2 separate regions of the Homo sapiens genome follow, and region 2 is linked to region 1. Evidence: chromatin contacts called from ENCODE Hi-C data. All regions are on one chromosome and are shown on one strand. Each heading gives the region's core, a stretch centred on a gene start or an enhancer-like site at or near the end of the contact. The rest is flanking DNA. Distances are from core to core; before and after follow the strand shown. Region 1 has its middle 74 kb from the start of LINC02397. Region 2 overlaps LOC643339 (a long non-coding RNA gene).

Evidence for each region. A loop is a pair of places that touch in the nucleus more often than their neighbours do. Pooled maps may share reads with other maps.
Region 2: a pooled map shows a loop between it and region 1 (4-fold over the local background). The contact joins two enhancer-like sites. A Hi-C loop is called at or near these places in 2 of 50 pooled maps.

What each region holds. Positions count from the first base shown.
Region 1 is chr12:92,538,609-92,543,569 of GRCh38, reverse strand. No RefSeq gene overlaps it. Among named protein-coding and RNA genes, the nearest start is that of LINC02397, 74 kb to the right of the region's middle. RefSeq lists an enhancer at 4,422-4,471. Within about 2 kb of position 3,434, at least 19 of the 41 ENCODE cell types and tissues checked have a DNase peak (open chromatin) inside an H3K27ac peak, as active enhancers do.
Region 2 is chr12:93,166,552-93,171,359 of GRCh38, reverse strand. All of the region lies in intron 3 of LOC643339 (a long non-coding RNA gene), which reads left to right. Among named protein-coding and RNA genes, the nearest start is that of LINC02412, 5.4 kb to the left of the region's middle. RefSeq lists an enhancer at 3,120-3,669. Within about 2 kb of position 3,444, at least 8 of the 41 ENCODE cell types and tissues checked have a DNase peak (open chromatin) inside an H3K27ac peak, as active enhancers do.

The DNA of each region.
Region 1 (4,961 bases), core at 2,185-4,684:
AATTTCAGACTATAAACAAGTAATCCAGAGGGAATAAGGGAATGACTGCAATTAAAGTCTTCTCTCCCAAGGTTGTCAACACTCTAGGTTGAGCAGTGGCCTGAGAAAGTTGCTCATTTCTCAGACAGGCTTGCTTAATGCAAGGTGCAATGGGCTATTATCTAATGTACCTTGCTTTATCAGAACACACATTTCTCTCTGTGTCTCTGTCTCTCTCTCTCTCACACACACACACACACACACACACACACACACACATATCTTCCATATTCACATATAAACACACACAGTTGCTATTGTCTCAGTCTGGATATAGTGGAAGGTGGAATATTATGATCTTACAAGGGAAAAAAAGCTTTTAAAGGGCAATTCAGGGCTGGGCGCAGTGGCTAATGCCTGTAATCCCAGCACTTTGGGAGGCTGAGGCCGGAGGATCACAAGGTCAGGAGATGGAGACCATCCTGGCTAACACCGTGAAACCCTGTCTCTACTAAAAATACAAAAATTAGCCGGGCATGTTGGCGGAATTAGCCGGGCATGGTGGCGGGCGCCTGTAGTCCCAGCTACCGGGGAGGCTGAGGCAGGAGAATGGTGTGAACCTGGGAGGCGGAGCTTGCAGTGAGCTGAGATTGCGCCACTGCACTCCAGCCTGGGAAACAGAGCGAGACTCCGTCTCAAAATAAATGAATAAATAGCAATTCAGGCCGAGCGCGGTGGCTCATGCCTGTAATCCCAGCACTTTGGGAGGCTGAGGTGGGCAGATCACAAGGTCAGGAGATCAAGACCATCCTGGCTAACATGGTGAAACCCCATCTCTACTAAAAATACAAAAAATTAGCCGGGTGTGGTGGCAGTTGCCTGTAGTCCCAGTTACTTGGGAGACTAAGTCTCAGGAGAATCACTTGAACCCGGAGGCAGAGGTTGCAGTGAGCACACTAGCCTGGGTGACAGAGTGAGACTCCATCTTAAAAAAAAAAAAAAAAAAAGGCAAGGCAATTCAATCTGGGGCAGAGTGGCTCAAATGCTTGGGAATTAAACAGAAAGGACAATTTAGTCAACAAATACAGGGTGGCTGTAATGTCATATGATATAATTTTCATATAGCACAGAGCTACATGATTTCATTTATAAATTTTGTACTATGATTCTTTCAGAGATACAAAAGAAATAGACAACATGGTTTCTGACTTCTAGTATCTGGCAATTATTTGAGGAGAAAGCACACTGAATATGTATGTTATTGAAGGAATGGATAATGTACATATTTAAGGAAATGATGAAGACCCCAGATGGATGGAACAGATAACACCTTTTAAACTGATTCAGAGTACAGAACTTTCAGGGTAGAAGGCAATGGCGAGGAGAAGATAGTATTCGACTTAGGTCTTGAGGGATGGATTTGGATGGCAGAATGAAAGGTGAAGACCATGCCAAGTTCAAGCCTGAACAGCAGAAGTGGGGATGAAGTGTACCATCTGGCTGGGGTAGTGCCTTTTCCTGGGGGGTGGTGGTGCCTTCATTGCAGAGTAAGGTGGAAGTGCTTGTGAGAAACTGAATAATGGCACGGTCAATTTTGTGGGCTTGGGTTCAAGACCTAGCTCTGCCACATTCTATCAGTAACTTGGGAAAATTAGCTTAATTTCCCTGAAACTCTTGTTCCTCTTCTGTAAAATGGGGTAATAAAATTGTCCACCTCATAGGTTATTTTGAAGATTAAACAGGATAATACATGTTAATGTGCAATGCTTGGCACATAGTAAGCATCCAACAGGTAAGAACTATTAAATTATGGCAAATCCTGAATGTCAAAAGAAATTATAAATTTCCCGATGTACTAGCATTCATCTTTTCTAAGTATTTGCATGTCACATAAAAATTTCTTCTCAGCCTATCACTTTTTTTTCTCTCCTGTCCCTGGTCCAAGCAATGTTGTCCACATCCTGAAGAACTGCTCCATGAGCCCACAGTAGGACACTCTGAGGCCTGGCTCACCAGACTACATATCATGAGTGAGCACTTGGAAGTTCTAATCTGAGTGATACGGATGACATGTTCTCTGTGCCTTTGAATATCTAGTTTCTCATCTATAACACGATCTTTGAAGCTATACAAGGAGAGAATCAATATCACCTGATCACCATCTTTCGCCCTTTGAAAGGCATAAAATTCTAAGTAAGAATACTACACATCATGCTGTGTATTTTACTGCATGCATGCTAAGCCTTTACCAAACATTTTTAAAGGAAAAGAAGAATAAATTAGGATAGGAGCATTCAAAGGAACCCATAAGATGTCCCCTTAAAGAAAGGATTTATGGATAAGGAAACAAAAGCCCAGGTGGCCGATGTGATATACTTGTGGTCACACAGAGGAGGAAGTCTCCTGAAGCAAACTCAAGGGCGCTTTGTACATCATACTAATCCTACTTGTTGATTTATAAAAGTATTAGCTTCTTTATTTTCTCCTTAATTAGGACAGAGAGTAATTATCATTATTGGGTCCAGAAAGAATTATGCCAATGTTCCAAGATTGTGCATGGAACATTTGTTATGCAAACTGCTGCCCTTCACACATAGAGAGTCCCCATAGGCTATGTCCTCCTCCCTGGGGCTGCCAATGTGTCTAAATTGCTGGGAGCATCTCCCCCAGGCTTATGAACATGAGCTGCTCCTTTGATGGGATTTTGATGGCCATGAAATATCATTTAGGAGAGGGGTTAATGCCTTTTTTGTTGTTGATCTTTCACCTTCAGGGAGCATGAGCCTCTGAGAGATCTGCTTTCACGCCATATTCACAGAAAGGTTTTGCTCAGCCTGAGCCAGGCGGTTGCTGACTGCCAGGGCCAGCGTGTGCCGACTGCTGCTGTGTTTCCCAGCGCTGCCAGCAGGATCTTATTCTTTGTATCTGCACCTCCCAAACAATTCTTCCGGGGCAGCTTTGTCTGTGCCCCTCTGCTGGGCTGAAGGGCTGGTGCTTAGGGATGCATGCATCCCGCCCTTTGCCCTCATGTCTGAGCTGTTCGAATCTGATTTCCAGGGCAATTGCAGTTTGGCGGCTCCCCGGGGCATCCTCTTGAGTGGCTGCTCTGCTGTTACTGTTTGGGAGGCCTCGGAAACTCCCTTGGGTAGTTTGTCAGATGGTCTGATGAGAATAGCAGGAGCCTGTTTTCCATAGTCAGATTGTCATTTTCATCATCATTTTTGTTGTTGAGTTTCCCTTTTTAAAAAATAAAATCATAAAACAGACATACTCTTTTCTAAACAAGTGTAGACTTTTACCATGAGGGTTGGAAGGGGCCTCACTGAGTAAATACCTCTTCTCTCACCCTCGTGTGATGGCTTCTTTGTTTTGAACTTGGGTGTGCCCAAGTGGTTTTACAACCTCCCTTGGGTATCAACAGTCCTTATCCTCTCACCATCTGATCTCTCTTCCTGCTTCTGGTCCTCAGAGGGTGGTCAGACAGTGCTCCCAAGAATGGGTTGAGGTTCTGAAGGTATGTGGGCACCTAAAGATCCTAAGCTGTCAAAATGACTGCTGTCCAGGAGAAACTGACCAGACCTAAGGTTCAATCTGGGGAAACTTGACGCAATAACAATTAGCAAGTACTAGGCATTTTGCTGTGTATCAGGCCTGGAGATCAGCAGTTTACGTGAGTGATTTTCACACATTCCAAGAAATAGTTTCTTCCATTATTTCCACTTTACAGGTGAGAATATTGAGGCTCTGAAAGGCTAAATGACTTGGCTGAAGCCACATACTTAGTGGCAGAGTCAGAATTCAGTCTCTAAGGCTTTTGAATTCCAGAACTCATACTTTTAGCCATGATGGTATACAGATTTAGTTCTGGGGTCTGGAGACCATTGACAGTCTTGGAAATAAACTGTGTCTCAATATAAATAAAGGACAGATATGGTTGTGTTCAGTTCTTGGACACATTCCTTCGAACTCCAAAGGACAAGAGGTTAACCTCATGACTTTGATAGAAAACAGAAGACAGGTTGTGAGGTTTCTTGGGTAATTCTGGGTATTTGGACACCTGTTCAGTTATTCTTGGATTCTGTGATGGGGGGTGGGGGGAATATGGGGAGGCTGAGGTCATTATTGCAAAAACCATTTCCTGAGCGCTTGACTTCAGGAAATGCTGTAGCATTAAAAATACCCATTGTGTGGGAGTGATAGAAGCATGACTCACGTTTAGCAATTGTGTCCATAGGTCACAAAGGATTTGGGGAACACAGGAGATATTCACACAAGACTGTGTCTGTGGGTGGTTCATTAAGAAATTTTTAGTAGGTTGAGAAGCATGGTCGCATTTCAAAAGGAGTGACATTTAAGATTCTCCATGGAAGCTATGAGACTTGGCTCATCATTCATACATTGATTAACAAATGTCAATTGTCCGCCTACTAAGTGCAGGTCCTTGTACTGGGTGCTTTGGGATTTTGCAAGAGGAATAAAGCGTGGCTCTTGCCCTTTAGTGCAGTGTTTATGAAGTGGTGACAATGAAATAGGCTGCTTTTAAAATTTCCCCTTTTTTCCCCCTTGACACTTTGACAAAAGGAAGACTATCCCTTAAAGAAAGACATTTTGTTTTATTTTCCAGGACAAATACTATCAAAAAATCAGGTTTGTTAACTCTCAGGCCTTGTGCCTAGGAAAATATGATTATCAGGATAAAAGATTCAGGGGCATGTCCTGGCTTAGGTACCTTTTGTTCACTGTAGGGTAGAGTACAGTGAACAGTGAATACAGGGTAGAGGGAATAGGAATTTTTTTTTGTTTGTTTTGAGATGGAGTCTTGCTCTGTCGCCCAGGATGGAGTGCAGTGGTATGATCTCGGCTCACTGCAACCTCTCTCTCTCAGGTTCAGGCAATTCTCCGCCTCAGCCTCCTGAGTAGCTGGGATTACAGGCACCCACCACGACACCTGGCTAATTTTTGTACTTTTAGTAGAGATGGGG
Region 2 (4,808 bases), core at 2,195-4,694, 630 kb before region 1:
TCTGCAAATGCACATCTGGAGGTAATTATATCCAGCTAGGACAAATTATTTCTACTTTTATCTTAGCAATTGACCTAGTATATGAAGTGGAAGCAATTCACTGTTCTCTGCCTCTGTTTCCCCACTTAAACAAGAGGGAAGAGATCATTTTCACGGAGTGTTGGAAAAGTACTTTTTCATCATTAGAGAAAGTCTGTAAAAAATTAGTTACTGAATCTGGCTCTGGCATGAGGACATGGGCTAAAACTGAGTTTTTGATCTGTTGCAACTGGTATGTTGTTGGGGACGCTGCCATTTCTTGAAGTTTCTCTCATCTTTCCAGCAGAAAGAGTTGGGCTTCTTATAAGAAGTTGATGTATATTTATTAACAGCTAATATGAGTTATGTATCTAATAATGGTTTCCTCTTCCCTTTGGCTGCTTACAAAGGGCAGAGCCAAATAGGCCAGCACTTGGAAGAATGTGGGATTTCACAGAACGCCTTTTATGTCCTAACCACAGCCCTGCTACTCATTTTTCTATCCTATCTTTTTCCCCCATTACTTTTATTTAACTGATGGTATCTTGCTGAATTTTGTGCATCTTGGTAAGCCATCCTCAAGCCTTCCCAGGACAACACAAATAAGTAAATAAATAGTTATTGACTCAGATGTTTTTAATCATAGACTTGATTCCTGGCTGTGCTTTAGGGAAGCACTTTGTTACTGGCACACAAGTTACTCAAAGTATCAATGTTCCATCACTTTCTAGAATGAACTAATACAGCAGAGATCAATTTATGACAAAAAGCTATAGTATATTAAACTCCAGAGTTCCCAGCTGGAAGAAATTGTAATTTTAGAGTTGGTTGATCCAGAAATAGATGTTGACAATTGACTCAATTTTGGTAATGTTTTAAATGAGTCTGTATTTTATTAATACATATACAAATGATAAATTTATAATTTTTTATTGTATTTTATTAGTCACAACCAATCTACACACATTTGAAAATGGTGGCATATACATATGGTGAAAATATCATTTTCACTGGGTGTCAAATTATGTTGGTGAGCTTATAAACTAGAAGATCCATTGCAAGAAGGCCATAGATTCCCTAGAGGTGAAGCTTTGCAGGCTGGAAATCTTGGCATTCTTCCTTTACTCATTTGTTAAGGCATATTGAGTTAGGTGCTAGTGTTCCTAGGCATGCTTTTGTATTACAGTGCTTCGCTTTCATGAAAATTGGAAAACAATTGGCTCAAACTCAACCTTTAGTAACAAAATTTCCCTTCTGACTTTCTAGACATGTGTCAAAATTACTTCATTAAATTTCAACAGTGTTTAAGCATGCGTTTGTACTGTGATTTTCACTTATTAAGCGCTCTGATGTAATATCTTGTTTTCAATTATATGTAATTTATCAATTATATATTCCTATTAAAGAACAGATTCAAGAAGAGAGGGATCTGATTTTGTGAAAAAGAAATTGTAGGGAAGAAAATCACTGGACTGAGGTCATGCTGCAAGTTAGAGGCCAACCCTAGACAGGAACTTTGTTTTCTAATTTTCTAAAGAGATGGGGTCTTGCTACTTTGCCCAGGTTGGCCTCAAACTCCTGGGCTCCAGCAATCCTCCTGCTTCAGCCTGCCCAATATCTGGACTACAGACACAAGCCACCACACCCAGCTAGAGCTTTTTCTTTCTTTTCTTCTTTTCTTTCCTTTTCCCTCCTTCCTTTCCCTCCCTCCCTCCCCTTCCTTTCTTCCCTCCCTCCCTCCTTCCTTCCTTCCTCTCTTTCTCTCTCCTTCCTTCCTCCCCTCTCTCCCTCCCTCCTTCCTTTCTTTCTCTCTTTCTCTCCTTCCTTCCTTCCTTCCTTCCTTCCTTCCTTCCTTCCTTCCAGGTCTCTCTCTACCCTGCTCAAGCCATCCCCCGCCTCAGCCTCCCCCACTCCCTCAGAGTATCTGGTACTACAGGTGCATGCCACCACATTCAGCTAGCTTTTGTATCTTTGTAGAGACGGGGTTTCACCATGCTGCCCAGGCTGGTCTCATACTCCTGGGCTCAAGTGATCCTTCCGCCTTGGCCTCCCAAAGTGCTGGGATTACAGGTGTTTACCACCACACTGGCAGAATTTTATTTCTTAAAATGATTTTTGCTGTTTTTTCCTTTATCTTATATTGCCTAAGGGCTTTCTTTTTTTTTTTTTTTTAATATTTTTAAGTAAACAGGGTCTCAAGCCTTCAGCCACCCCTTCATCTCTTATATTTCCCTCCAGTGAAATCATAGTACTATGCACAGGCCTGGGTCTCCTTGTCTTTCAACAACTTTGGCTTCCACTGGGGTCTTGAAATCCCTCCGCCATCAATATACAATAAGAAATCCAGCTTTTCCACTCCAGCTGGCAGCTTTTCTGCTACACAGATTAGCTTTTTCATGAACAAAAACTGGCACATCTGATCTATTGGAATTTTATGGCTGCTTAATGGAATTTATTGAAGGCAGCTCAGCAAAGTAGTGTTGCTATGTCTAGTCATGCCTCAGGAAGTGTCTGTACTTAAACCCCAATATGAAAAAGCATTCAAATCCCAGCACTTTGGGAGGCTGAGGCAGGAGGATCGTGGGGGTCGGGAGTTTGAGACCAGCCTGACCAACATGGAGAAACCCCGTCTCTATTAAAAATACAAAACTAGCCGGGCGTGGTGGTGCATGCCTGTAATTCCAGCTACTTGGGAGGCTGAGGCAGGAGAAGAACTTGAACCCGGGAGGCAGAGGTTGCAGTAAGCCGAGATCGCGCCATTGCACTCCAGTCTGGGCAACAAAAGTGAAACTCCATCTCAAAAATAAATAAATACATACATACATAAAATAAAAAAATAAAAAATAAATAAAAGGCCCCCTTGCTTGAACAACGTCCCCTGCAGATACTTTCTGGGCACAAGGGACGCCGTAAGGGCTCCACTTTGCTTATCTCCGCGCGAATCTTTTACTCATCCTGACACGGGCTAGTTCTAATTGATAATCCGTCTTGCTTCCTGGGAATCCCCGAGGAATTTTTAAGAGAAAAATGCAACTTGTTTTGTGAACGGAAAAACAAGTTTGGCTAAGAGTAAACAAATAATAATGAAAGAAAAGCTCATGAGAAAAATAAAAATGAAACAAAAGCACTCTTTCTTTCCTTTAGGGCAGTGCAGGGGACGGAAGGACAGTGGGAGAGGGTGGGAAACGCAGAGGAGGCGGCTGAGTTTATTTTTAACATCAAGTTAAAGACATACTCTGTGTTCTTTCCTTTTAAAAATAGGCTTTTAACGTCTTGAAGCATTTTGACTATTCTGCCTGTGAGGTAAAACCCCTTTTGTGGCTGGCAACTCCCACTGGGTCTTTTCCCATCATTAAAGGCTTACTGGCCAAGTAGTTAGAGCGTTGGAAAAACCCCAGCACTTTTCTTCAAAGGTTCCTCATTAGCATATGCACACAGCTTCTGTGCGCAGAGAGGCTTAGAAACCCTGGCTGCTTACCTGGAGCTTGAGCTTCCTTGCATTTTTCAGAACTGATGGTTAGGGGAAAATCCTCTTTTTAAAATAGTTTGGATTCATGAAATAGTGGAGACAGTCTTTTTTCAGTCCACTGCAAAATTTATTAGTTGAGTTTATGAATAACGCAACATACCGACACCTATAAAATTTGATATGGGTGAACAGATATGGTAATAGCTAATCTCTAACACTTTTTGAAGGCTTCCTATGGGCCAGATACTGTCTATATGCATTTAATGCTCTGAACAGTGCTCTCAGGGTACATAATATTATCATCCCATTTTACAGATGAAGAAACTTGAACTCAAGGCTATTAAATAACAAACTCAGTGAGTGAGTTTGGGGGAAGAGATTCAAACTCAGGCAAGACAGTCAGTTCAGGTCCACTGCTAGCCCATACCATAAGTACATAATTAGAAAAGAAGTCCCTACTTTAAGATATTTTTGCTTCCATCTTTTGGAAAGTTATCAAAAATACCAATTTTGTTAGAAGAAGACATTTTGCTGCCACTTACAAGACTGTTGTCACAATAAATATATAGATCTGCAATGTGTTGATGAGGTGAAGCATGCCCCCTTAGATGTGACAAACTTGTGCAGTGCACAGCCTGCACAAAGGTCCATGACAGCTGTTCGGTACACGTACACATGCAAACACACATGTACGCTTCCACAGAAGAAAAAAAAGGCTGTTTTAGTTTAGTCTTTTGGTCTTTTAGAGGTAACCAGGCTGATCTGACTTCAGGAACAGCTCTTCTATGTGGCTCAGTCTAGAATGAGTATAGATCATATAAAAGGGTCTGAAACTGGTTGTATTTGTACATAGTTCAAAAATATCCTACTCTTACTTCCTCTTTGCTTCTCCTCTGGGGAATAAACACTCAATAAACATTTTACACAGGAAGTTCCGTGTACATAGGTGTGTTAAAGGATGAGGATAAAATAAATAGAATAGTTCACAAAACTGGGGAGATTAAACTTTTATTACAGAAAATTTCAAACATATACTGAAGTAGAACAAAAAGTATAATGAACCCCACTTTCCTCCATGAACCTAACATCCAGCTGTAAAAATCATCGACTGATGGCCATTCCTGCTTCGTCTGGATTTCCACTCGCTCTCCTCCATATTGAAGCAATTCCTAGACACATCATTTTAGCCAAAAATATTTCAGTACATTTCTCTTCAAGATATGAAATCTTTTCAAAATATAACCACAATACCATTATTACATCTAAACAGAAATAATAAAAAGTCTTTAATATCATCATATAGCCAGTGTTCAAAATTTTA